Linked DNA regions of Homo sapiens: region 2 is linked to region 1. A link is an interaction called in ENCODE POLR2A ChIA-PET data of the cell type or tissue named here. Cell type or tissue: B cell. All regions are shown on one strand. Links, peaks and the distances in the headings refer to the core of each region. The heading gives the core; the rest is flanking DNA. Region 1 overlaps ILDR1 (immunoglobulin like domain containing receptor 1). Region 2 overlaps GOLGB1 (golgin B1).

The links. ChIA-PET counts read pairs that join two places held together with the same protein. Peaks named below come from ENCODE experiments on the same cell type or tissue, not always from the same donor. Only the 100,000 strongest peaks of a DNase experiment are listed, where the experiment ranks them.
Region 2: POLR2A ChIA-PET joins it to region 1 with 6 read pairs; 3 of 35 experiments call an interaction of 5 or more read pairs at or near these places.

The regions. Positions count from the first base shown.
Region 1 is chr3:121,997,331-122,010,405 of GRCh38, reverse strand. ILDR1 (immunoglobulin like domain containing receptor 1) reads left to right here. Exons shown (of 8, transcript NM_001199799.2): 2 at 3,245-3,415; 3 at 5,013-5,162; 4 at 8,542-8,661; 5 at 8,952-9,098. Among named protein-coding and RNA genes, the nearest start is that of ILDR1, 18 kb to the left of the region's middle. RefSeq lists enhancers at 3,993-4,494, 5,194-5,313, 12,771-12,880, 12,911-12,990. In B cell, for the core only: a CTCF peak has its summit at 6,842; DNase peaks (open chromatin) are centred at 5,185, 6,475 and 7,125; H3K4me3 peaks cover 1,735 bases; H3K27ac peaks cover 2,021 bases.
Region 2 is chr3:121,735,090-121,748,164 of GRCh38, reverse strand. The region is part of intron 1 of GOLGB1 (golgin B1); the gene reads left to right. Among named protein-coding and RNA genes, the nearest start is that of GOLGB1, 8.1 kb to the left of the region's middle. In B cell, for the core only: a CTCF peak has its summit at 1,316; no DNase peak of the experiment used is centred there.

The DNA.
Region 1 (13,075 bases), core at 4,657-9,656:
TTTACAGCTGAGTGGGGAAGTCATCTATCTTCCTAAAAACACCACTTTCACTGTATTACTGTTCTTCAGAAAAGACTTCAGTGATGATCCATGGACAAGAAATTGAACTGGATTGTGATTTAGACTTCACCCCATCGCCCCACCTCCCACTCACCACCACCAGCCCCGCCTTATTTATCTTCTCTGTTTTCCATAAAGCTGGAGACACAGCTAGATTGGTTTCCCCCAGGTTACCCAAGTAACTGCCCCTTCCTAATAAGGCTCTTTGCTCCCTCCTTTCTTGCTTACTGAAACAATGAGTTTCTCTGCCTTCTTCCTACTTCTCATGCGTGATCTTAGTTCTACCTGCTTCTTGGAGCCTAGGTTAAATCATTTCCTTTCATGAAGTCTTCCTGCCCACAGCTCTCGCCTGCACTGCCGCAGAGTCTCTATCCAGCACATCTGCCATGGGGCATCTGCATCACAGCCCAGTCCTGGAGATAGGTGGTCAGGTCATTTCTGTGAGTGCCTGTCCTGAGCAGCATTCTGCTGTCTGTCTATGGATGTGAGAAACCCAGATGCAGGTGCCTATCAGAAGTTTAAGGGGACAGTCTTACAAGGGCTGTGACCAGTAGGTCAGGCAGGACCCAAGAATCATGTGCTCTAGCGTTCAAGACAGGCCCACCTAGCTGCTCCGTAGGATAATAACTACATTTGTTTTGTTTGTGGGAGTACCTTGGTCAAAATGAAGGTGGCTCCGTTTGAAAACTCTGTTGGAGAAAACCCCAACTCCAACCTCTTTCTCCTTGGCCCTCGTAATAAGGGGAAAAAAAGGAAGAGACTCACATACTGACACTAATGTGGCAGTGTATGTGCAAGGCTTCATGCCAAGGACAGTAGATTATCTCATTGCATTCTTGCAAGGACCTGATAAGGCTAGCACTATCATCATCTTCATTCATGGCTGAGAAACTAGCTCAGAGAGAGAGTAAATAACTTGTCCAAAATTCAAGTAAATATTAAAGTTTAATTTGAACCCAGCTGTATCTGAATCTAAAGCCTGTGTGTGTGTGTGTGTGTGTGTGTGTGTGTGTGTGTGTGTTTTAAATTGAGTCTACACCAGTGGTTCTCAGAGTATGGTCCTTAGAGCAGTAGCATCAGCATCTCCTGGAAATTAGTTAGAAATTTATATCAATTGCTGTGTGCAGTGGCTCACGCCTATAACCCCAGCACTTTGGGAGGCTGAGGCTGGAGGATTGCTTGAGGTTAGGAGTTCAAGACCAGCCTGGGCAACATAGCAAGACTTCATCTCTACTAAAAATTTAAAAAGTCAGGCATGGTGGTGCATGCCTGTAGTCTCAGCTACTTGGGAGGCTGAGATGGGAGGATCACTTGAACCCAGGAGGTCAACGTTGCAGTGAGCCATGATTGCGCCACTGCACTCTAGCCTGGGCAACAGAGCAAGACTGTATCTCAAAAAAAAAGAAAAAAAGAAAGAAAGAAAGAAAAAAAGAAGGCCAGGTGCAGTGGCTCAGGCCGGGCGCAGTGGCTCACACCTGTAATCCCAGCACTTTGGGAGGCTGAGGCGGGTGGATCATTTCAGGTCAGGAGTTTGAGCCTAGCCTGGCCAACATGGTGAAACCCTGCATCTACTAAAATACAAAAATTAGCCAGGTGTGATGGTAGGCGCCTGTGATCCCAGCTACTTGGGAGGCTGAGGCAGGAGAATCCCATGAACCCGAGAGGTGGAGGTGGCAGTGAGCTGAGATCGTGCCATTGCACTCCAGCCTGAGTGACAGAGCGAGACTCTATCTCAAAAAAAAAAAAAAAAAAGAAAAGAAAAGAAAAGAAAAGAAAAGAAATAAAAAATGCGTGTCTCTGGGCCTCACCCAAGTCCTACGGAACTAGAAACTCCTAGCATAGGGTTCAGTGATCTGGGCTGTCACAAGTCCTCTGGTGATGCATACTCAAGTTTGAGTACTAGTGCTCCACACTAAACCTCCCACTAGAGAACCCCTTCACAACTTGGCCTAGAAACCAAACTAACATAGGAATGTTCCAAGGTGCTGGTTATGTCTGGACCCCTGACTGTGCCAAAGTCCCACCTGACATTTTGGTGCTACCTAATCCCTTATCAAGGCACACCTGGAGCTTTAAGTATGCCTGTAGGTTTGGAGGGTAGGGAGAGGACATTTTTTAAAAGGAAAAATCTCCTCTTAATTTCTTCAAGTCTTTCTTGATCCAGTTTGTCACATCTGTTTTATTTGCTCTATGCTTATGCTCACTGCCTGTACTGCTGAATTTCCACTGGTTAATATATTCTTAGTCATTCATTCCATCATTTATTCAACAAGCATTTGTTGGGTGCCAAGTAGGTGACAGGCACAGTACTGGGCACTGGTATTTGAGCAATGACTTTGAGAAGGCCGACTGCGTTTTTCTCTGAGCCCACAGTTAGCAGACCATCAACAAGAAGCATGAAAAGTGCTGCCTAGGGGTAGGTTGGCGCACTTAGGAAAAAAATAGGGAGGCCCCTCTCCCAGATTTGCAGACAGGAGGGCTGCTGGAGAAGGTAGGGTTACAGACACAGAACCCTGTCTATGGGGTAGACAGAAGTAGAAACCCTGTTCAGCTGAGGTCCCAAGGCACGAATCATAATTAGCCCAGGGAAGAGAGTGGAGCAGTGGCAGGTGATGTGGAAGAGTGCTCCAGGCTGAAAGAGCTGCACCTGGAGAAGAGAATGGTCTTAGCATGGGAAGGACTGAAGAAAGCTCAGAATGGCTGACCCCTCGATGGGACGTGAAGGGACACGGGGCAGACGAGAAGGGCAGTAGGCTGACCTAACGGGTTTCGTAGGCCTGGTTAGGGAGCTTGAACTTTATCCTTAGGAAACGGGAAACCATTTTAAGAAGAGACATGATGTGAGGAAAAAAATATATTAGCAGTGTCACTTCTGTACAAATGTGGCTTTATTTTGATACAATCCTTATATTGTTGTTGGATATGTCATCACTGTTAATGCACTGTAAATTCCTGGGAGTTTTCCTCACTCCTTTCTTCCTATGTCCCTCTGAGGCTGCTGAGTGCGTTCTCACCCCACCCCACCCATAGCCTGCCCAGGTGAGTAAGAACCCAGACTCTGTCTGTGAGCTCCTAGCCAGGTCAGGCAGGATGGCAGGCAATATCTTTTGCCCATTTGCATTGTTTTTCTTACCCATGAGCAGAGTAGGTCACCTTCAGCATTTTCTCCTGCTCTTGGCTTTAGGGTGCCTGTCCTTGCTTGTGACGGTCCAGCACACAGAACGCTATGTCACCCTGTTTGCCTCTATCATCCTCAAATGTGACTACACCACCTCTGCCCAGCTCCAGGACGTGGTGGTGACATGGCGCTTCAAGTCCTTCTGCAAGGACCCTATCTTTGACTACTACTCAGCGTGTGAGTATCCTTACCCCCTTGGCCCTCTGTGGGTCCCAGACACCTCTGTGACATACTGCGGTTAGGGTTGAGGGATTATTTAGGATTACAAATCTTGGTAGTGAGGAGAAGACACAAAGATCACCTAATGTAGTTCCTCTGTTTTATAGATAAACAAACGGAGCCCAGGTAGATGAAATAATGTATTCAAGGTCACATACTAGTTTATTTTAAAATTTTTTCCTGCTTTGTTCTCAAAAAAATTTAAAGAAACTTAAACATTAGGGAAAAGTCCTGCCTCCCTGTCCATTCCTGGTTCCATGCCAATGTGCTGAGCTGATGATGCAGGCCCGCCTCCCCTCACCCCCACCACCTTAGAATGCAGGCAAGAAGACTCTACACTCAGCACAAATGATGAGTGGTCATTTGTGAAGTCTCTTGCTCCTTGCTATATTCCCTTCTTCAGTATGCCTTCGGGAAGATGGTCATTCCTCTGCTGACTAAGCCCTCCAGTGCCCCCCCAGGCAGCCCTTTAACTGTGGGAAGTCTCTTAGTGCTACACAACTCCTCCTTAGAGTTGGCCAGTCCTGCCTTTCAGTAACAACTGCCCCAGGCATATGGGTTGTGCTGTCTGGATCAGAGCCCTTTCCTAGTTGCCCATTTCTGCCTTCTCTCAAAGAACAAAGGAACCTAGAACCACCCCACTGTTAGCACCAAGACAATTAATTTTTTGGAGATTTTGAGAATAGAAGTAGACACCCTGTTCATAGGGAAAAGTGAGCCTCCTGAGAAGAAGCAAATGGAGAGGGAGGCATTAGTCTTCACCTTTTTGAGCCCTTGAGCTAATGTCTCACAATATGATTTGAGTAGAACCTCAAGAGCTGTCTGAGCCACCCACTGAGTCTGCCATTGTCCCCAAAAGACTCCTCTCTAAATTGAGGCATTGTTTCCTGGGGGTTACTCTTAAAATGCCTGGGTTAAGTGGCCAGGGAGGAGAGGCTAGGGTAGCAGGCATTTGCCAGGGGCAGATTTAACAGCTCTCAGACCCTATATTTTCTGTTTTGGTTTTTTTTTTGTTTGTTTGTTTTTGTTTTTGTTTTTGTTTTTGTTTTGAGATGGAGTTTCGCTCTTGTTGCCCAGGCTGGAGTGCAATGGCGTGATCTCAACTCATCGCAACCTCTGCCTCCTGGGTTCAAGTGACTCTCCTGCCTTAGCCTCCCGAGTAGCTGGGACTACAGGCATGTGACCTTATGTTTTAAGGGCAGGTGGATGAATTCCATGGGAGCAGAGAGAGGCTGGGGTGACTCTGAAAATGAGACAAAGGAAGTTGGAATAGGAGATGGGGAGTAGAGCCGGCATGAAAATGATGGTCAGGAGTCTGGCTGCTCAAAATGTGGTGTCTGGTATCACACAGATTCTCATTAGAAATGAGAATCTCAGACCCCACTCTAGACCTGCAGAATCAGGATCTTCGTGATTAACAAGAGTCCCAAGGGATGAATAGTCTTGGGAAAAATTGAGACACTTCACTGTGTCTCACGCCCGGAGCAGGAAGGGAACCTTTTTTTTGTGGGAACCCCCTATTGCTGTGTGACTCTAGTGTGCCCTCTCTCCTCAGCATACCAGGCAGCTTTATCCCTGGGCCAGGACCCATCCAATGACTGCAACGACAACCAGCGGGAAGTTCGCATAGTGGCCCAGCGGCGGGGGCAGAATGAGCCCGTGCTGGGGGTAGATTACCGGCAGCGCAAGATCACCATCCAGAACCGTGAGTGCGGGGGAGGTGTCAGGGGAACTGGGGGTGGGGGGAGGTGCAGACACCAGGCCTGGCAGGCTGAGTCAGCATGGGATTTCCCATTTCTTTCTGCTGCCTGTTGGTCTACTTGGTCACTGTCATTGTTTGAGGAAAGTGCCAGCTTCATAGAATGTGCTGCACCAGCTGAAGTGACTTCCCTGGAAGTTGGTCTCTGGACCAGAGGTTGTTCTGTTGCTATCTATAGCTTTGGCTAAAGGTCTAGGGGTGAATGGTTCCCTTTGCTTTCCTGAGATTCAGGGCTAAGTTGTGGATCAGGTTTCTTTGATTCCTTCCACAAATTGCTCTCAGGGCCTACTGAAACCCCAGGTCCCTGAGTTTCCTTCCGGCTATTCCTGTTGTTCACATGGAAGGAAATAGGGTCCTCTGAGCAGATGACCACCTTGAGACCACTGTCCTCCACTGATAGAAGAAAGAACACTGGGCTTGGACTAAAAAGCCCCAAGTGAGAATCCTAGTGCTTCCTCTCACTAGCTCAGTGACCAGTGATCAGTTATTTTCTTTGGCTTCTGTTTCTTCATCTGAACGACAGGCATCATGGTATCTTCCTCCCTACTCCAAAGTGAATATCTAGCGCGCTATGTGAGAGCTGTGTCTAAAGCCTATCTATTCTCTGTGCCCAGTGCAGGGAGTAGTGGTGAGAGCCCTGACTCTGGAGTCAGGTGCGGGTGTGCATCCCAATTCTGCATTTACAGGGTATATGAACCTGGGCAAGCCTCTCCAATTTTTTCAGCCTCAATTTCTATAAAATGGGACTTGCCATAGTACCTAGCTCATGGAGATTTGTGGGGACTAAGGTAATATGTATAAAGCATTTAGCAAACAGGAAGTGGGCAGTAAGCATTAGTTATCACTCCGTGTACTTTTGGATAAATGGCTTAGCTTAGCTCCTCATATTTCTATTGTGTAATCCACAGTTGCTGCCATAGAGTAGCACATAATTCAGAGCCTATTTCAATGGGCTTTATGTGCTGTGTTAAATAAATATTTGTTAGTTAAAAGGGGAAAAAGGGAAGAATACACCCAGTGGGCCACTCATGGTGGCCATCGCTACAATATCAAGGAATCAGTGAATATTCTGACTGTTTAAAGGTAGGTCACTTAAGGGGAACCAGTTTAATAATTGCTTTCAGTTTTGTCTATAACACTTAAGTCTGATTTTTTTTTTTTTTACATTCGGCATCTGATTTTCCCCAAGCCAGCCCTCAGTTTTAGGGTACATCTGTCCTTCTTTTCTAGTCTTCAGGGGCATCTTCAAAGATCCAAGGTGGTTCTGCCTTTTCCAAAGCCAGCAGAATTTGTTCTTATCTGACCTCAAAGTTTCAAGCCTCTTTAATTAGCAAATTACCTGAACAGTTTCTGAAGGATGGAAATCCCCATAGTAGCTAGTCCCTGCTCTTATTATTTTTTTTTTTCTAAAAACGTGAAGGTAAATACCTTCCACTACTCCCACTCCCAGCCACCTTTGGCTCAAACCCTGCTTCATTCTTACTACCACAGGAATGCATTAGTATTCTCCTCTGTTTTTATTTCTGTCTCCAGGCTTGTTGTGACTTCCTGAAGCCCTTGTTTTCTGACACTTTTTTGCCTATGCCTGCATCATTTGAGATGACCCTGTCAAATCAGTCCTTAGATCCTTTAAAATATTAACATATCTGAAAACTCTTCTTACTCTGACACCCCTAAAATACTCTTTATGTCACCAATAAAAATTAGAGCAGATTTACAATACACATCATGCCCTGAGGGGGAGTTTTTTAAAAGCACTTTCATCATTTTTCCAAGTCTGGGGTAAGCTTATTTCTGGGAAAGGTAGTGGGTTTGGAAAATAGCGGGTAGGAAAAAAATTGTAGATATTGACGTAGAAAGAGAAGGAAACAGAAGTCAAAGTTAGGTCCACTGGTGCGTGACCTTGCATTTTTGTTTCATTTCCTCAATAAACATTTCTTGACAAACAGATAATAAAGAATTGCAGATATTACCACCAACCTAGCAGGAGCAAGTCTGTAATGCTAAGGTTCCGTGGCATTTACTGTGGGTGGGGGAGCTGGAACTGCCTGCCGCTGCACTTCACACGGAGGCTGCCCTGATGCCTTTGACTGGATTTTAAACCCTTTCAGGACAGAAGAGGGTCTTGTTTCTCTTTACATCTCCTCGGTGCCTGACATAATGCTGGACCCACAAAAGGGCTTTAGTGAATATTTATTGACTTTGCTAAACTTGAACATAAATATTAACCATTCATTTTAAATTCCTTGTAGATGCTGGATATTAGACATTTGTCAGATGGATAGATTGCAAAAGTTTTCTCGCATTCTGTAGGTTGTCTGTCCACCCTGATGATCTTATAAGTGGAAGCTGGATGACGAGAATGCATGGTCACATGGGGGGAACAATACACACCGCGGCCTGTTGGAGGGTGTGGGGATGTAGGAGGGAGAGCGTCAGGAAGCACAGCTAATGGATGCTTGGCTTTATACCGAGGTGATGGGATGATCTGTGCAGCAAACCGCCATGGCACATGTTTACCTGTGTAACAAACCTGCACATATACCCCTGACCTTAAAATTAAAAAAAAAATGAATGTACAGCAAATATATATATAAACCATTCATCTATCCTAATGGAGGTACACAAAAAACCTGAGTGCCCACTAGAACTGAAACTCTTCTTGAGTTACATTTACTTTTAAAATACTGGCATTTTATCTTTATTCAAGTTCATCTCATACCTGTCCTTCAGGATCCAGAGATAACTGCTCATTTTAGGCTGATAAGGGACCCAGAATGTGGAGTTTTTCCACCCAATTTAGAGAAGACAGGAAAGCTTGGTGGTTAAGAGTACCAGCTTTGAGGCAGAGAGATGTGGGTTTGAACCTACCTCTGATGAGCATTGTCTCCATGTTATTAGGCCAGTTCCTTTGAGTCTTGATTTTCTTCATCTGAAATGCAGCTAAATAATCATTTCCAGTGTACCAGTTAGGATTAGGTTTGATTGCGAGTAAGTAAAAGCCCCATATACTGGCAACTTAAACAGTATTTTATTTTTAACTTTTTTTTGAGATAGGGTCTCACTGTGTTGCCCAGGCTGGAGTGCATTAGCACACTCATAGCTCACTGCAGCTTCAACTTCCTGGGCTCAAGCGATCCTCCCACCTCGGTCTCCAGAGAAGCTGGGACTATAGGCACATGCCACCATGGCTGGATAATTTTTTTTTTATTATTTTTTGTAAATACAAGGTCTTGCCATGCTGCCCAGGTCTTGAGGGTGTCATGGGTTAGAAACCAGTGCTCTCTCCTCTGACACTGGCACTTTCTCCCTCCTTACTGTGTAGGAGCAGATCTCGTGATAAATGAAGTGATGTGGTGGGACCATGGAGTGTATTACTGCACCATTGAGGCTCCAGGGGACACATCAGGAGACCCCGATAAGGAAGTAAAGCTCATCGTCCTACGTAAGTGCTACTGGAGCTTTCTATTCAGTCACCCTCACTGCCGTAACACTTTTACTCACAGGAAAAAAAAAAAAAAACCAGAAATAAGCAAGCCTAAGTTCTTGTCATTGGATTATCAACCTCTAAAGTTCCCTTATCAAAGCTAAACTTTTACCTTTTTGCCAGTATATTGCTCAACTTTAACCTGTAGGTCAAGAGCTGTGTTTATGAGACCTCTAGGATATCAGAACTGGAAGTATTCCCTCCCCCTGAATATTTAGTTCAACCCCTGCTTGGCTTCTCCCCTGCAGACTGGCTGACAGTGATCTTCATCATCCTGGGAGCCCTCCTCCTCCTGCTGCTGATTGGAGTGTGCTGGTGCCAGTGCTGTCCTCAGTATTGCTGCTGCTATATCCGCTGTCCCTGCTGTCCTGCCCACTGCTGCTGTCCTGAGGAAGGTGAGAGGGGACAGACAAGCAGTGGAATGGAGTGGATTAGGGACCAGGACGTCAAGCAGATCAGCTTCAAGTGCCAGGTCAAAGATTCTTCCAGGTTCTCCTCCATGCCCTTCTCCCATCATAGGGACAGAGGACATTAGCCTCAGCCCTGAAAATGATGCCTGGGGAGGCTAGGTAGCCACATGGAAGGACATTTGCCTGTCCACTCCTCAGGCTGCCTAAAGCATCTCTCAGATAGCTCTGCCTACTGATGGCATTTCCTCTGCAGCCCTGATGTACCTGTGCTTCGATCTTCATTCCTAGCACTGACCTCATTTAGACATAAGGTGGGCTGGAGCGAGTGGTTTAAATAAGCCAGTAAGAGAGAAGGCCACTTGTAAAGGAAAACAAAACTGTTTTTTCCTATTCTCACATGCCACTCGATACTTCTGACACCAAGTGTGTGTGTGTTTTCCCCACACAAAAAGGAATTACTCAGCGCACACCAACTGAATGTCCTATAATTTAACTCAATTCTGATGCTATTTACCTGGAAATAGCACCAGACCCCACAGGTGGAAGGCTTAGTCCCACAAGACTGCCCCCTACTTCAGATGCTAATTGCAGTTGCAACTAGTAGGTTGTCACCTGTGCTTCTGAGCAAATGGCTATAAACTGGGAGTTACAATGACCCTTTCCTCCAGTTCAATTAATTTGCTAGAGCAGTTCACAGAATTTAAGGAAACAGTTTACTTATGTTTACCCACTTATTACAAAGAATATTTAAAAGAATACAAGTGAACAGCCAAATGAAGAGATGTATAGAGCAAGGTATGTGGGAGCGGGGAGGGGCTTCCATGTCCTCTCCAGGTGTGCCACCCTCCCAGGACCTCCGTCTTCAGCAGCCAGGAAGCTCCTTGAACCTAGTCCTTTTGGGTTTTTATGGAGACTTCATTACATAGGCATGATTGATTAAGTCATTGGCTATCAGTGATCAAGTCACCTTCAGCCACTCTCCCCTCTCCAGAGGTCAGGAGGTAGGGATGATTTCTGTTTTTTCTTTTTTTTTTTTTTTCCTCCTTAACTTAATTTTTGGCTGCCATCTCCGTTTTCTGACTCAACCTGTCTGGGGCAGGACCTGAGAATTTTTATTTCTCTGGCAATCAAAATGAGTGACTGAGGCATAAGTCTCAGATCATTGAGGTTTATTGAGCTAGCTTGAGGGCATACCCAGGGAAAAAACATAAGTCACAGATGCATCTGTGGCTGTTTTTTTTTTTCAAAGAGGTTCCCAGGAGGTTTAGTATTTATACATTTTCCTTAAGAAGTGGGAGGCAGCAATGAAACAAATGATTATATACTTGTGAAACTTTAGTTAGTGCCCAGCAAATCTATATTTTACATAAGATAAGGTGAATATTAGAAAAGGGGAAAAGAAGAATTAGACCTTATCTTGCCTTTGTTCTGTACCTGGGAAGATAAACTAGTAATTGACATTATCCACGTGGAGTCTTTTGAAAGGGGTGGTCACTGTGAGAGGGGATATAATGAGGTGAGTCTGACCTCCCATCCCGTCATGGCCATGAACTTAGCTTCCAAGATTTCTCTGGGGTCCCCTTGGCCAAGAGGGGGTCTGTTAGTCATTTGGGGGCTTAGAACTTTATTTGTATTTCTTATCTCAAAAGTTTCCAGGTGATGTGCTGCTGCTGGTAGAGGAGCCACACTTTGAGAATCCTTGAGTTAGGGCAAGGGAAGAGGGAGCAGATGATCTTGCTTTCAATGTGATCTTCCTTTGGACTAACATCTGATCCTTTAAAACAGAGCTATAACAGAATTATGCCCTAAAAAATGTTGGCTACAGAATACATGGTAAAGGCAAAATAATACAAAATTATTCTATAAAGTTATTTTCTTGGTCAAATAGATGGAATAGCACCAACTGCTTTAAATAGAAGGTTTTTAATTTTTTTTGGCTTCTATTTTCAATAACATTTCCTCTTCCAGATGATCTAAATAAAGTACTATATTGTAGGAAATTTGAGAAATTCAGGAAAATGTAATGACTCATCTGAGTACCCAGAGATAACCACCTTTATCAGTTTGATCCATTTGAAAGGAAATTTTTTAAGGGAAAAATAATGAATGACCTATTAAGATAGAAACAAAACCTGATCTACAATGTGAAGAAAGTCGGTGGCCTGAGTCTGGTTTCAGGCCTGTGCTCTGAGGTTGCTGTCTTACAGGAAAAGAGAACTAACTTTTATTGGATGTCTGATGTGTAGTCCCCTTGCATACGTTTCCTCACTGAATCCTCACAACCACCCTAGAAGGCAGAAGTCATCTCTTTTAAAAGATGGGAGACCAAAGGTCAGAAAAGCCCCACAGCTAGGAAGTAGCAGTGGTTTTGCAGAGTTGAATCCATGTTCATCTGACTTGTGAGAGTCTGCATTCCTACAGCAGAGACTGCCACAGCCTCTGTAGGTGGATCACTGTGGGATTGGCTAAGACACCGTAGGAGGGGAAAAGTCGTGGAGGATGCAGCATTGGACTGTGGGGCCCCCTACCTTTCAGGGATCTTAGGGAGGAGGCCATGGAGAAATCACTGTCACTGGAGTAATAATATGCAGGATGAGATAAGAAAAACCCGCCCAAGATGCCTGCTTAGACTCCCTAGGTTCGTGGGGCACTAAAAGCAGGCAAGACTGGGGACAAAGCTAACACAAATGATAAGTGCACCACTTATTAGTAAACTAATAAATGGAGGTTCTGCGGGAGAGTTGTTTCTCCTGAGGGATTAGGTTCATTTTAAAAAACTAGTAAAATCAAGAAATGTAGATTACAAAGATCCCTGAACTTGGGCCGATGAGGTCACTTTCAAAGTGAGTCACTGGGGTAGACTGTCCTGAGAAGTTTGTTGACAAGAAGAATTGCATGGAAGGGCATGAGTTATTAAAGAAAGCTCTTTGGTTAGAGGAGTAAGGAGTTATTGTTGGTGTTTGTAGAATAAGGTAATCCTAAACATGTTTATAAGCAAAGAACCAAGGTTAATATCAAATGAGTAAAGTGAAGCATTAAGAAGTGAGGTCACTGATGAGTGATGAAGCTGGTAGGAGTGGCCTCAGCCCTACAAGGAAAGAACTGGCCTTAGAAAGGGAGCGGAAGGGAAAGGGAAGCAGCCTGGCCTCTGAAGACAGAAAGGAAGTCATTAAAATGTGGAGGATGATTAAGATGTAAGGGAGGAAGCTGAGGGAGCTCACATCTGCCTGACTCGATTTCAGCAAATCAAAATTCTAGATGCAGAAGGAAGCTTCAAGAAACATGTCAGTGATTCTTGAACTTCTTTGATCACATCCCACCTCCCCAACCTGCTCCCACTTTCTAGTGAGAGTTAAAAAAGGATTAGAGAGGAGAAAAATGAAAATAAGACCAAATTTTAGTAACCCTTGATAGTTCACCTAATAGTGGTAAACAGCCCTCTGTAGGACTTAAAGATAGACATTTTTGAAATGGAAACGTATTTTTTCCCTAAGAACTGGAGAAACGGCTTTCATCCCTAGAGCAGTTACTGGCCCTCCTTACTGGAGAACCTCCAGGCATGCCCAGCAGTAGGCCACAGCCACAGTGAGACTCTCTGATCTCTCCTGCCCCATCTCCTTCTGCCTCACAGCTGAGGGAAGTGAAGTCGAGGGAGATTTTTCCACAATTACTTGTTACAGCCTGTTAGCAGTGGGCCCTGGACTAAACCTAGGTTTCTTGGCTCCACGTTCAGGGCTGGTTCCTCTTCATCAATAGAGATGAAGTCATCAGCAGAAAGTTCACAGGCAGGGGAAGACCTAAGAGGTGGGGAATGTTTAACCTGCTGCTATAGAGGAGGGAATGCATGTTTGAGAGGTCAAGAAGGAAAGCCCTATTGGGAGGAGGGCTATTTGAGGTCAATTGCCTGGTTGGGACCCAGAAGCATCTGCTGGTAGTTTCCTAAAGCTAAAATGACAAGAGTT
Region 2 (13,075 bases), core at 772-5,771, 260 kb after region 1:
GCATTTCTGGCATCCAGACTCTGGGATGCAGCCTTTCTTAAACATGATCTTTAGAAGATTTTTTTCAACCTTCTGCTTGAGTTTTATAGGCCCCCTTTCTTTTTCTCCCTTTGATTAATGGATTAATTAAAGGGATGTTGACTTTATCCTTGTTTATAAAATAAATCATTCATTAATTTCTCTAGGTTAATTACTATTAGGAATACCACTGATCATTACATACCAGTCTGTGGTTAGAAACCATTATGTAAAAGGAGACTAAGCTCTATATTGCTGTATTTTTAATTAAGCTATTTTAAAATCAGCTATATGCTTTTGATAAAAGGAAATTTAATACAGAAGGATACAATGTAAAAAAAGTCTTTTTCTTTTCTATCTACTGATCTACCCATCTCCATTCCCCACTTCCCAGAAGTAAGCACTGTAAATAATTTCTTGGTTATATTTAAGAAACTTTCTGATCATAATAAAGCACATGATAATATATACCCCCTTCTGTCTTTCCCACAAGTGGAATCCTAATACACATGCTTTTGCCATTTAGTACTGTATATTAGGCACTTTCAATATCCATGGGTATAAAACTACCTCATCCTTTCCATGGCTACACAGCAGTCCTTTGTAAAAATATAAAAATAGTATTTAGCCTGTCCCCATTGATGGACATTTAGATTTTCAGTCATTAGCCATCAAAACACTGCTGTAGTGTTTTGTTATATAACATCCATGTGTATATATGTATATATATACATATATATACGTATATATGTATATATATACGTATATAGACATATACGTATATATACGTATATACACATATATATACATATATACGTATATACACATATATACATATATACATATATACACATATATATACATATATACATATATACATATATATATACACACATGGATTTTTGTTTTGTTATGTAACATCCATACATAACATGTTTTGTTATGTAACATCCATATATATATATATATATATATATATATATATATATATATATAACATCCATGTATATATATCTTAGGGCCCTTGTGTGAACCTGTCTGTGGTATAAACAATATGGAATTATTTGGGGCCATACTAATATGAATCATTTTAGTTTACTTACTGCTTTAAAAAAAAGTACTTACCTAACTATTAACATAGTGCCTTTATCCCTTCATTCTGTTTTCAACCCGAGTAAAGAATATTGGATAATGAGATTATTCAGAAAATAAAATATTTTCTGTGTATCTTCACCCACCAAGAAGCTTTGTCGAACTATGTGACTGGGGAAATTACTTAACATCCCTCTGCCTTAGTTTACTCACCTTAAAACTGGGAATATTGACGGTACTCCCTCTTGCGGTTGTTTTAAGAATAAAGTGAGTTAGGCCGGGCGCAGTGGCTCATGCCTGTAATCCCAGCACTTTGGGAGGCCAAGGCGAGTGGATCACTTGGAGTCAGGAGTTTGAGACCAGCCTGGCCAACATGGTGAAACCCCTGTCTCTACTAAAAATACCAAAAATTAGCCAGTCGTGGCAGCGGGTACCAGTAATCCCAGCTACTGGGGAGGCTCAGGCAGGAGAATCGCTTGAACCCAGGAGGCAGAGATTGTAGTGAGATCGCGCCACTGCACTCCATCCTGGGCGACAATAGTGAAACTCCGTCTCAAAATAAATAACATTAAATAAATAAATAAATAAATAAATAAATAAAGTGAGTTAAATAACGAAAAGTAAGTTATGTGTAAAGATATTGGAGCAGTGTTTGGCAGGTCACGCTGTGTATGTATGTTATAGCTACCACTTACAAATTCATTTAATTAAAATAGTGGCTTCTGCATCATGAAAAATAGTTGTTCATTTTCTAATTGTAAAATTATGTCATAATATCGAATGTGTTATTTCCAGCTATACAGCACTACCCATTAGCCCCTCAACTTGGTTGAAAATCACTTTGAGATTTAAGGAATTAAGGACAGCTACTGAGGCTTAACTAAATAAGCATGAAATAAGTTTGAGGAGTCACCTCAACTGAAACCTAACCACCTTCTCTGTGTTTCTGTGGGAAAATGTGATTTAAATTCCAAAGTAGATGGCATATATGCATATATACACAGGCATGCACTCACTGTCTTCAGTTATTTTGCTTATTTTCCTGTGCATATTGTTCTGTTTTCGGTGGCTAGGGACATGCTTTATAATTCTTTTTATATTTTTATAGTTCCTAGCATAATGCTGAACACCAGGTGGTTGTTATAAGAATAATCATTGATAACAGTGAAGACTTGGAGAAAATAAAACTTACTTAATTCTGAGTGCCACTTCAACACATAAGTGTTAAGGTCCTGTGGCAGGGTTTGTGAAAGCTGTGACCAGCATAGACTGAGGAATTGTTTTATTTGCCTTAGTGTTTTATGGAATCCCTGGCCTTGGCATGAAGCTCTGTGTTTTATTCTTTTCCTTAGTTGCTATTCATTATTTTGGTGCCTTATAAAATAACAGCAAGAACATTGTCCAACAGTCATACATATTCCTTACATGAATTTATGACTATGAATATGACTATTCCCCTTTATTAATCTTTACATATATGTATACATATACATACACGTATACATATGTATATATATACATACACGTATACATATGTATATATACATACACGTGTACATATGTATATATACATACACGTGTACATATGTATATATACATACACGTGTACATATGTATATATACATACACGTGTACATATGTATATATACATACACGTGTACATATGTATATATACATACACGTGTACATATGTATATATACATACACGTGTACATATGTATATATACATACACGTGTACATATGTATATATACATACACGTATACATATGTATATATACATATACATACATAGATTTATGACTATGACTATGAATATTTTCCCCTTTATTAATTTTTATCTATACATTTGCCCATTTCTGTCCTCAGTGAGCCTAATAGAGGGGAGTACCCATCTTTCTTCATTTAGCTTAAGCATGGCTACTTACTGGCTTTCTTGCCCTGTAGTTCCCAACCTTTGAGCTACCAAAAGCCTACAACTGTGGGTGAGATGCCCTTCCATTTACATTTCCAGATTATTCCTTTAATGTCAACAGCTGTAGAGTAGGGGGCATTAGAATGGTCCTTGTTAGTCTTCATTTTAAGATGAGGAAACTGACGCTTTAAGGTGACTTACTCACTATGATGCAGCTTCTTATTGAGCCAGGACGGAAAACTCAGTTCCTTGGCTTCCAGTTTGGTGCTCTTCCCACTATGTCACCTGCTTTCCTGTGGATCTCTGAGACTGTTGAATCAATCTATGAGAGACTCCTTTTGTCCTGCCTGAACAGTACATCTCTAGCACTCTCTCAGATTTTTATCTCATTTAAATATTAGTCTTTCCTTTCTTAAAATGTACATATTTTTAAATGGTTATGTGAGAAAAGTAATCTATTTTTCCTTTAAATAGCTTTTTGTTTTATTCTATCAATCTTTTTAATTTTTTTTTTTTTTTTTTTGAGACAAGGTCTTGTTCTGTTGCCCAGGCTGGAGTGCAGTGGTGTGATCATAGCTGACTGCACTCTCAAACTCCTGGGCTCAAGTGATCCTCCTGCCTCAGCCTCCCGAATATCTGGGACTGCAGGCATATGCCAGTATGCCCAGCTAATTAAATTTTTTTTTTTTTTTTTTTTTTTGTAGAGACAGTCTCACTATGTTGCTCAGGCTGGTCTTGAACTCTTGAGCTCAAGCCATCCTCTCACCTCAGCCTTCTAAGGTGCTGGGATTACAGGCGTGAGCCACCCTGCCTGACTGCTATTGTATTATATATTTAACTGAGGGACCTTGAAATGTCTTAATTTCTGAGTGTCAGTTTCCCTCTATAAAATGGGGATGATGATAATACTTATCTTACAGATTTTGTTAAGATTAAAGAGTATATAAAGTGGTACAGTCACTTTGCATTTAAATTAAATGTTTCTCAATTGTTGCCATTAATATTATCATTATTATCCTGTGTTCATGTGTATGTGTTCCTCATTTGCTATGATATTCAATGATATTCAGTAGGATGCTGATGGGCACGCTCCTTTCTAGGGAGGGTCAATCAGAAACTCATGTGGTAGTGGTATGGGTTTCCATAATGGATTTCATAATAATTAATGATATTTGAATTACTAGAATAAATCCACTTGGTGATAATATTTTTCAGTATCTAGTCAGATTTAGTTTGCTAATATTTTATTTAATATTCTAATTAAAATTTATTAGAATGTTGTCATCAGTATTCATAGGGAGATGGTTTGTAATTTTTCATTTTCTTTTTCTATGTTTTGGAGCAATATAAACAGCAACTTCTGTAGCACTTAGATTATCTCATTTTTGACAATTTGGTAAAGTTTTCTAATAGCAACTATTTCTGGTGTTTTAGCATTGGTGACTTATTTTATAATTTTTCCATGGAAATATGTGTATTTATAATTTGTATTCCTAGAGGTATTAATTTTGATTAACTGTATTTTTTTTATTATACTTTAAGTTCTAGGGTACATGTGCACAACGTGCAGGTTTGTTACATAGGTATATATGTGCCATGTTGGTTTCCTGCACCCATCAACTCGTCATTTACATTAGGTATTTCTCCTAATGCTATCCCTTCCCCAGCCCCCAACCTCCAACAGGTCCCAGTGTGTTATGTTCCCTGCCCTGTGTCCAAGTGTTCTCATTGTTCAATTCCCACCTATGAGTGAGAACATGCGGTGTTTGATTTCTGTCCTTGTGATAGTTTGGCGAGAATGATGGTTTCCAGCTTCATCCATGTCCCTGCCAAGGACATTAACTCATCCTTTTTTATGGCTGCATAGTATTCCATGGTGTATATGTGCCACATTTTCTTAATCCAGTCTGTCATTGATGGACATTTGGATTGGTTCCAAGTCTTTGCTATTGTGAATAGTGCTGCAGTAAACATACATGTGTATATGTCTTTATAGTAGCATGATTTATAATCCTTTGGGTATATACCCAGTAATGGGATCACTGGGTCAAATGGTATTTCTAGTTCTGATCCTTGAGGAATTGCCACACTGTCTTCCACAATGGTTGAACTAATTTACACTACCACCAATAGTGTAAAAGCATTCCTATTTTTCCACAACCTCTCCAGCACCTGTTGTTTCCTGACTTTTTAATGATTGCCATTCTAACTGGTGTGAGATGGTATCTCATTGTAGTTTGGATTTGCATTTCTCTGATGACCAGTGATGGTGAGCATTTTTCCATGTGTCTGTTGGCTTCATAAATGTCTTCTTTTGAGAAGTGTCTGTTCATATCCTTTGCCCACTTTTTGATGGTGTTATTTTTTTTCTTGTAAATTTGTTTAAGTTCTTTGTAGGTTCTGGATGTTAGCCCTTTGTCAGATGGGTAGTTTGCAAAAATTTTATCCCATTCTGTAGGTTGCCTGTTCACTCTGATGGTAGTTTCTTTTGCTGTGCAGAAGCTCTTTAGTTTAATTAGATCCCATTTGTCTATTTTGGCTTTTTTTGCCATTGCTTTTGGTGTTTTAGTCATGAAGTCTTTGCCCATGCCTATGTCCTGAATGGTATTGCCTAGGTTTTCTTCTAGGGTTTTTTATGGTTTTAGGTCTAACATTTAAGTCTTTAATCCATCTTGAATTAATTTTTGTATAAGGTGCAAGGAAGGGATCCAGTTTCACCTTTCTACGTATGGCTAGCCAGTTTTCCCAGCACCATTTATTAAATAGGGAATCCTTTCCCCATTTCTTGTTTTTGTCAGGTTTGTCAAAGATTAGATGGTTGTAGATGTGTGGTGTTATTTCTGAGGGCTCTGTTCTGTTCCATTGGTCTATGTATGTGTTTTGGTACCAGTACCATGCTGTTTTGCTTACTGTCGCCTTGTAGTATAGTTTGAAGTCAGGTAGCGTGATGCCTCCAGCTTTGTTCTTTTTGCTTAAGATTGTCTTGGCTATGCAGGCTCTTTTTTGGTTCCATATGAACTTTAAAGTAGTTTTTTCCAATTTTGTGAAGAAAGTCATTGGTAGCTTGATGGGGATGGCATTGAATCTATAAATTACCTTGGACAGTATGGCCCAGTGTGCTGTAATTCTTATTCATACATATTCAAATTATCCTTTTAGCCAATGGGAACCTGTGTCCTTTGAAAGCTTCCTATCTTGTATGACAAGATGTTTCAGGATCATTTTGTACATTTCCACTTTAGAAATGGAATTAGCCATTTCTCTAAGAAAACCTTCTTTTAAAAACTTTTTTAAAAATGGGAAAGAGTATTTCAAGACCCCAATCTAGGCACTAGAGATATTCATTGCTTCTCAGTTTGTCATTACTTTTAAGCCTTTTTGGTGGACAGAGCTAGGAAAATATGTGAACAAATATAAAATACTGAATTGTCATTTCACACTGAGTGTTCCTATTCAGATTCAAAGATTAGTTTGTATTTCGGGGTTCTTAATTTCTTCTGTATTACATCTGTATCTTCTTTTCATAACTGAAAATACAGAATTAGTGTATCCATAATTATCATTTGCTTTAATTCTACATTTCACATATAGTAATCTAGGAGTGATGATACGAATATCACCACCACAACCACTTTAGACGAGATCGGGTGTGTTCAGGATGGTATGGCCGTAGACAACAACCACTTTTAATTATTGAAAACTGTTTAAAAATATTTTTTATTTTTTGCATATGCTATTCACATTCTTCCCGATTTTTTTTCATGGTTGTCCTATATATTGTCAGAGCATATAATCATTACATACTATGCTGTCTCTCCTCCAGTCTTTACTTAGTCTTAATTCTGTTAGTAACCGTATATTTAATGCTCACCACTAGTTCTTATAATGATGTTTCTTTAGTCATTTGGATTGCCTCAAGTTTTGCCTCTAGTAAATTCTTTAGGAAAGGCTTAAGGGAATATTCATATTTCATGAATTTTCTTGCTCGTTCATAACATTTTGTCTGTGTTTTTTATATCTAAAGTTTGTGTTTGCCAGAAATAGAATCCTTGGCTCACTTTTTCTTTTCTTGAATATCTTAAATTTGTAACTCATTTTTTTTTTCTGGCAAAAACATTGCTGTTGAAAAATCTAGTGCTTTTTTTTCTTTATCTTACTGGTCATATGATCTTTTAGCCTAAAGCCTAAAGGATTTTTTTAAGTCCAGTAATTTTACTAGAGTGTTTTGTTGGTCATTCTGAGTTGACATTCTGAGGTACATTGTGGGCTCTTTCAAGATGTAGTTTCAAATCTTTTTAAAAAAAATTTTCAAATAAATATTCTTGGATTATGGTTTTTCATATTTGTGCTGTTTCTTTGCTTTGCTTTTCTTCTTCAGGGAATCCTGTTATTCACATTACTTATCTTCAATATTTATCTGTTTCTCGCAAATCCTATGTAACTCTTAATTTCTTACATTTTTTAAAAATAAACAAATTATTAGGAATTATTTCAGATCACTACAGAAAGTTTACTACAGAAAATTTGCAAAGATAGTGCAGAAGTCTGGTGTATCCTTTGCTTAGTATTCCCTAAGATTAACATGTGACATTAGCAGTGTACAAAATTAAGAAACCAACATTGGTACATTAATATTAACTGAACTCCAGACGTTGTTCACATTTCACCAGTTTCTCCATTAATGTCCATTTTCTGTTCCAGGATTCAATTCAGGATATCATGTTGCATTTAGTTCATTTCTTTTTCATTTGTTTTTTAAATATGAAGACAATTGTAGAGTCACATGCAGTTGTAGGAAATAATCAGAGCTCTTTTATACACTTTGTTGTTTCTTCCAGTGGTAACATTTTGCAAAACTAATACATAATATCACAATTAGGATATTGAGATAGATATATTCCCCAGTTTTACTTGTATATTCATTTGTATATGTATGTATGTGTATCATTAAGTTTTGCAGTGTTATATCACCTGTGTAGGTTCCTGTATCCACTGCCACAGTCAAGATATTGAACAGCTGCAACACCACAAGGATCCCTTGTGTTGCCTTGTTATGACCACAGTCACTTCCCACCCCAACCCCTCTCTAACCACTGGTAATCACTCATCTTTCCTCCATTTCTAAAATTTTGTCATTTCAAAAATGTTATAGAAGTATGGAATTGTATAATATGTAACCTTTTGGGACTGGCTTTTTTTCATTCAATGTAATTTTCTGGAGATCCATCTAAGTTGTTGGGTCCATCAGTAGTTCGTTGCTTTTTATTTCTGAGAAGTATGTGATGGGATGTATGTACCAGTTTGTTTAACCATTTGCCTGTATATATCAGTTTGCTTAACCGTCTATTAATAGAAATAAAGCTGCTATGAATGTTTATATACAGCAGGTTCTCTTGTGAACTTAAGTTTTCTTTTCTCTAAGATAAATGCTGGGGAGTGGAATTGAGGGTCATAAGGTAGTTGCATATCTAGTTTTTTAGGTCATTTCTTTTTGATTTTTAAAATTATCCTTCATTTCAACTTTGCTTTTTTTTAATGACATGGTTTGTTATATTTACTCATTTTCTTGTTCCTTCTAGTTTCATCTTCATTTCCAAAATGATTTTTTAAATTTTTCAGTCACTTCTTGTTTTCACTTTATTTCTGGGTTTTTCTATTTCTGATGTTTATTTTTTCACATCTTATGTCATTTTTAATGCCTTTTAGTTCCTTCAGTAGATTTAAGTGGTTATAGTTTTGAACTGTTTTTTTGAGCATGGCTCTCTGACGTGCTTCCATTTTCTGTCGGGATGTTATCATGATCGTTTTCCTCCTTTTTTTTCTTCTAGTAATGTATCTGAATTGTGAGACTTTTCAGTTGCTCTTTTTTTCTTTTTTGTGACAGGGTCTTACTCTATCACCCAGGCTGGAGTGTAGGGGTGTGATTATGGCTCACTGCAGCCTCCACCTCTTGGGCTCAAGCAGTCTTCCCACGTCAGCCACCTGAATAGCTGGACCTACATGCATGTGCCACCATGCCTGGCTGACTTTTTAAAAAAATTTTGTAGAGATGGGATCTTGCTATGTTGCTCAGGCTAGTCTTGAACTCCTAGGCTCAAGTGATCCTCCCACCTCAGCCTCCCAAAGTGCTAGGATTACAGGATGAGCTAGCACGCCTGGCCTCAGTAGTTCATTTTTAATATGAATTTAGTGTTGCTGAACTTTTAGAAAGAGATTTTATACAGCTTTTCTAACTTGATAAGGTTTCCTCTTGTGCTATTTTCAGACATTGTTCAACTATATGGCAGCTGGATTTCTCGGATTTCCTGCCTTTCTTTCCTTGCCACTTTCACCTGCTCTTTATCTGGACCTCCTCTTTCCTTAGTCACTTAATTTTAATTCTCCTCTCAGCAGATTCTCCTCAGTGTGGGACCCTATCCTGGAAGAGAGCCCCAACTCTTCAGTTCTGAGAATTAATAAAGGTCCAGACTGCCTCAGCTCTTTCAGCCCTCGTAGGCCCCTGGCAGGTACCTGTTATTGGAATGGGAAGACCCCTCCTTGTATCAACTACTGTTCTGTAATTGGCTTGGCGCATTTGCCAGTGAATGCCCACTGGCTCTTTTGAGGTCCTCTTGGTGTTGTACTCCTCTGGCTTCCCTCAATTTCCTCCCAGTTGAACACCAGTGACACCCAGATCTTTTGACTATTGGCGGTTTGTCTATATCCACGTTTATTTTGGGGTTTGTAGGAAACTTTGTTAAGTAGTTTTTTGGTAAAGGCTGTCCATGGATCTTTTGTTACCTAGTTGCTTTGTCTGTTTTTATGTGGGAATAAAGGAAGATACAAAATCCATGGGGCCCCTTGCTACTCCCATCTTCTCAGAATCCCATCAGTTGGTTATTTTGTTTTCTTTGTTCCAAAGTGGTCTGAAAAATCTGAAGATAAAGTGATTCTGTTTGATAAGTTAGGTTCCATTATGATTTTCTTTGATTAGCAGAAATCTATATGTTTAAGAAACTCTTTAGTGATGGTATTCATTTCCTTCATTAAAAGTTAACCAAAGAAAATATGATCTCTAAAGTTGAAAAGAAAGTTTAGAATCTGTATACTGCTGAATTGTGATTTTTTAATCCTGACTATAGCTGTGGTTCTCATATCTTGAATAAATAGTTATATATGGCCCTATGTACTCATGTATGACACTGTGTTGCCCTTCCAGTATTTAGATATGAAGTTATATATGATCCTGCGCTGCCTTCCTAGGGAACAGTTCACTTTTTCTATTTCTGTCTCACGTATCTTTTCCAAGTGATGTGCTACTTAGATTACCCAAGACAATCTATTAAAAAAACAGGTATCTCTCATCACTTCTTTCTTAAGAACCATGGCTGCCCTAAACACTATTATTATCCCCAGTAGAAGAAAACTGTAGCAGAGCCTAGTTTCATTTAAGTGTTTATTTTGTACAATAGTTTTTATATTTCTTCTTGCTGAGGTTTTTTTTTTTTTTTGAGACGCGGTCTTGCTCTGTTGCCCAGGCTGGAGTGCAGTGGTGCGAATCTTGGCTCACTGCAACCTCCACCTCTCAGGTTCAAGTGATTCGTCTGCCTCAGCCTCCTGAGTAGCTGGGATTACAGGCACGTGCCACCACACCCGGCTAATTTTTGTATTTTTAGTAGAGACGGGATTTCACCATGTTGGTCAGACTGGTCTCAAACTCCTGACCTCGTGATCCACCCGCCTCAGCCTCCCAAAGTGCTGGGATTACAGGCATGAGCCACCACGCCCGGCCCCTGCTGAGGGTTTTAAAAGCCAAATAACATTTTATCACAAAATGTAAAATTAGGCATAATCACGTAAACTAATGCTATGCATAGTCCAGTTCTATTTTGATTTTTCCTATCAAAGCATTAATATGCTTCTCATTTTCATGGACTTTATGGACTAGCAGTTGACACTGATCTGAATATGTAGCCTACACAGTGGTTATAAAAGTAAATTGATTTTGGAATAACCTTAGATTTACATACAACTTGGGAAGATTAGACAGACAGTTATTGTATACACAAAGCATCCTCTAATGTTAGCATTTTACACAACCATGGTAGCTTTTTCAAAACAGAGAACATAGGTGCAATGCCATAAACTAAACTATAGGTAGACTTCATTCAGATTTCACCATTTTTTCCAGTAATGTCCTTATTGTGTTTCAGAACCTAATCCAGGATACTGCCTTGCGTTTATTTATTTATTTATTTAGAGGCAGGGTCTCACTCTGGCACCCAGGCTGGAGTGCAGTGGTGCGATCTCAGCTCACTGCAACCTCTGTCTCCCAGGTTCAAGTGATTCTCCCATCTCAGACTACCCAATAGCTGGGACTACAGGTGCATGCCACCACACCCGGCTAATTTTTGTATTTTTTAGTAGAGACGGAGTTTCACCATGTTGGCCAGGCTGGTCTCGAACTACTGACCTCAAGTGATCTGCCTGCCTCGGCCTCCCAAAGTGCCAGGATTACAGGCGTGAGACACTGTGCCCGGCCTACTTTGCATTTAATCAGCATGTCTCCTTGTCTTCTCTAATCTGTGACTGTTTCTTAGTTTTTTGTTGTTTTTCATTACTTTGACAGTTTTGAAGAGTATTGGTCAGGTATTTTTAGAATGTCCCTGAATCTAGGTTTTCCCAGTGTTTTCTCATGATTAGACTGGGCTTACGGGTTTTGCAGAAGAATACCCCAGAGGTAAAGTACCCTTCTCATCACATTATATCAGGGGTTACATGATATTACGATGACTTATCACTGGTGATGTTAATCTTGATCACTTGGTTGAGGTGGTGGTTGCCAAGTCTCACCACTCTGATGTTGCTGTTTTTCTTTTTTCATATTCTATTCTTTGGAAGTGAGTCACTAGGTCCAGCCTATACTGAAGGAGAGGGAATTAAGCTCCATTTTTAGAGGGGGACGTATCTACATAAATTATTTGGAATTCTTTTGTAAGGAAGATTTGTCTCTACCATTAATTTATTTAATGATTTATTTATATCAGTATTGACTGATGGGTATTTAATTTTTTATTTGGGTTATAATCCATATAATCCAATATTATTGTTATTTATTCTGTGACTCAAATTATTCTAGCCTTGATCATTGGGAGCTCCTTCAGATTGGCTCCTGGTCACATACCCCATTTTTTTTCTTTTTCTTTTTTGAACACTTCCTTACTTTCTGGCTCTCTGCCCCAACCCTAGATAGGCAGCCATTTCTCCAAGGAGCCCTAGTTCCTTTTATTGGAGATTGGCAATTTAGAAATCGAGATCTGGATGCGCTCATTGCTACTGAGGTGTTACTGTTTCTAGGACTTTTCAGTGGACACGGCTAGAATATATATTTCTCTGTAATAACTGATTATTTATAATGCATACATATCTATACTTATTTCTGCATTTATCTATTTACATATATATTAAAATAAACATGAGTTCATACTGATATCTCTGACTCTAATCCAGTACCATGGGGTTTATCCTAGCTTTCTTGCCTTATTTGTAACTTCTTTCACTGACAGTAAAAAACCTGAATCTCATTATCTACAATTTACTTACTCATTTAACCCTAGTGTACAATGAAGTAGTTTCAGAATTGCTAACCCATACCACTGTGAGAAAGAAATTTACCAAGCAGAGTACAGTGTTTATGTCAGTTCTTTTTGTCTTTATCCTTATAGTACCCAGTCAAAACACCATTTTTGTTTCTTAGGTTAGCCCCATCTCCTTCAGTGAGGTTATATCATATATTTATAATATAGTTAGATCTATTTGTCACAGTCTGCATTCCATTTTTGGAACTCCTGACATCCTGGCTGAGGTTTTAAAAAAATTGTATACAATTATGTTTGCTCTTTGGAATGTACAGTTCAGTGAGTTTTGACAAATGCATATGGTTATGAATTTACTACTTCAAGATCATACAGAACAGTTCCTTCACCTTAAAAATTCCCTTGTGTTGCTCTTTTATATTCAGCCACATCTCCTTCCCTCAAGCCCTGACAACTATATTTGTGTGGGTTAATTTC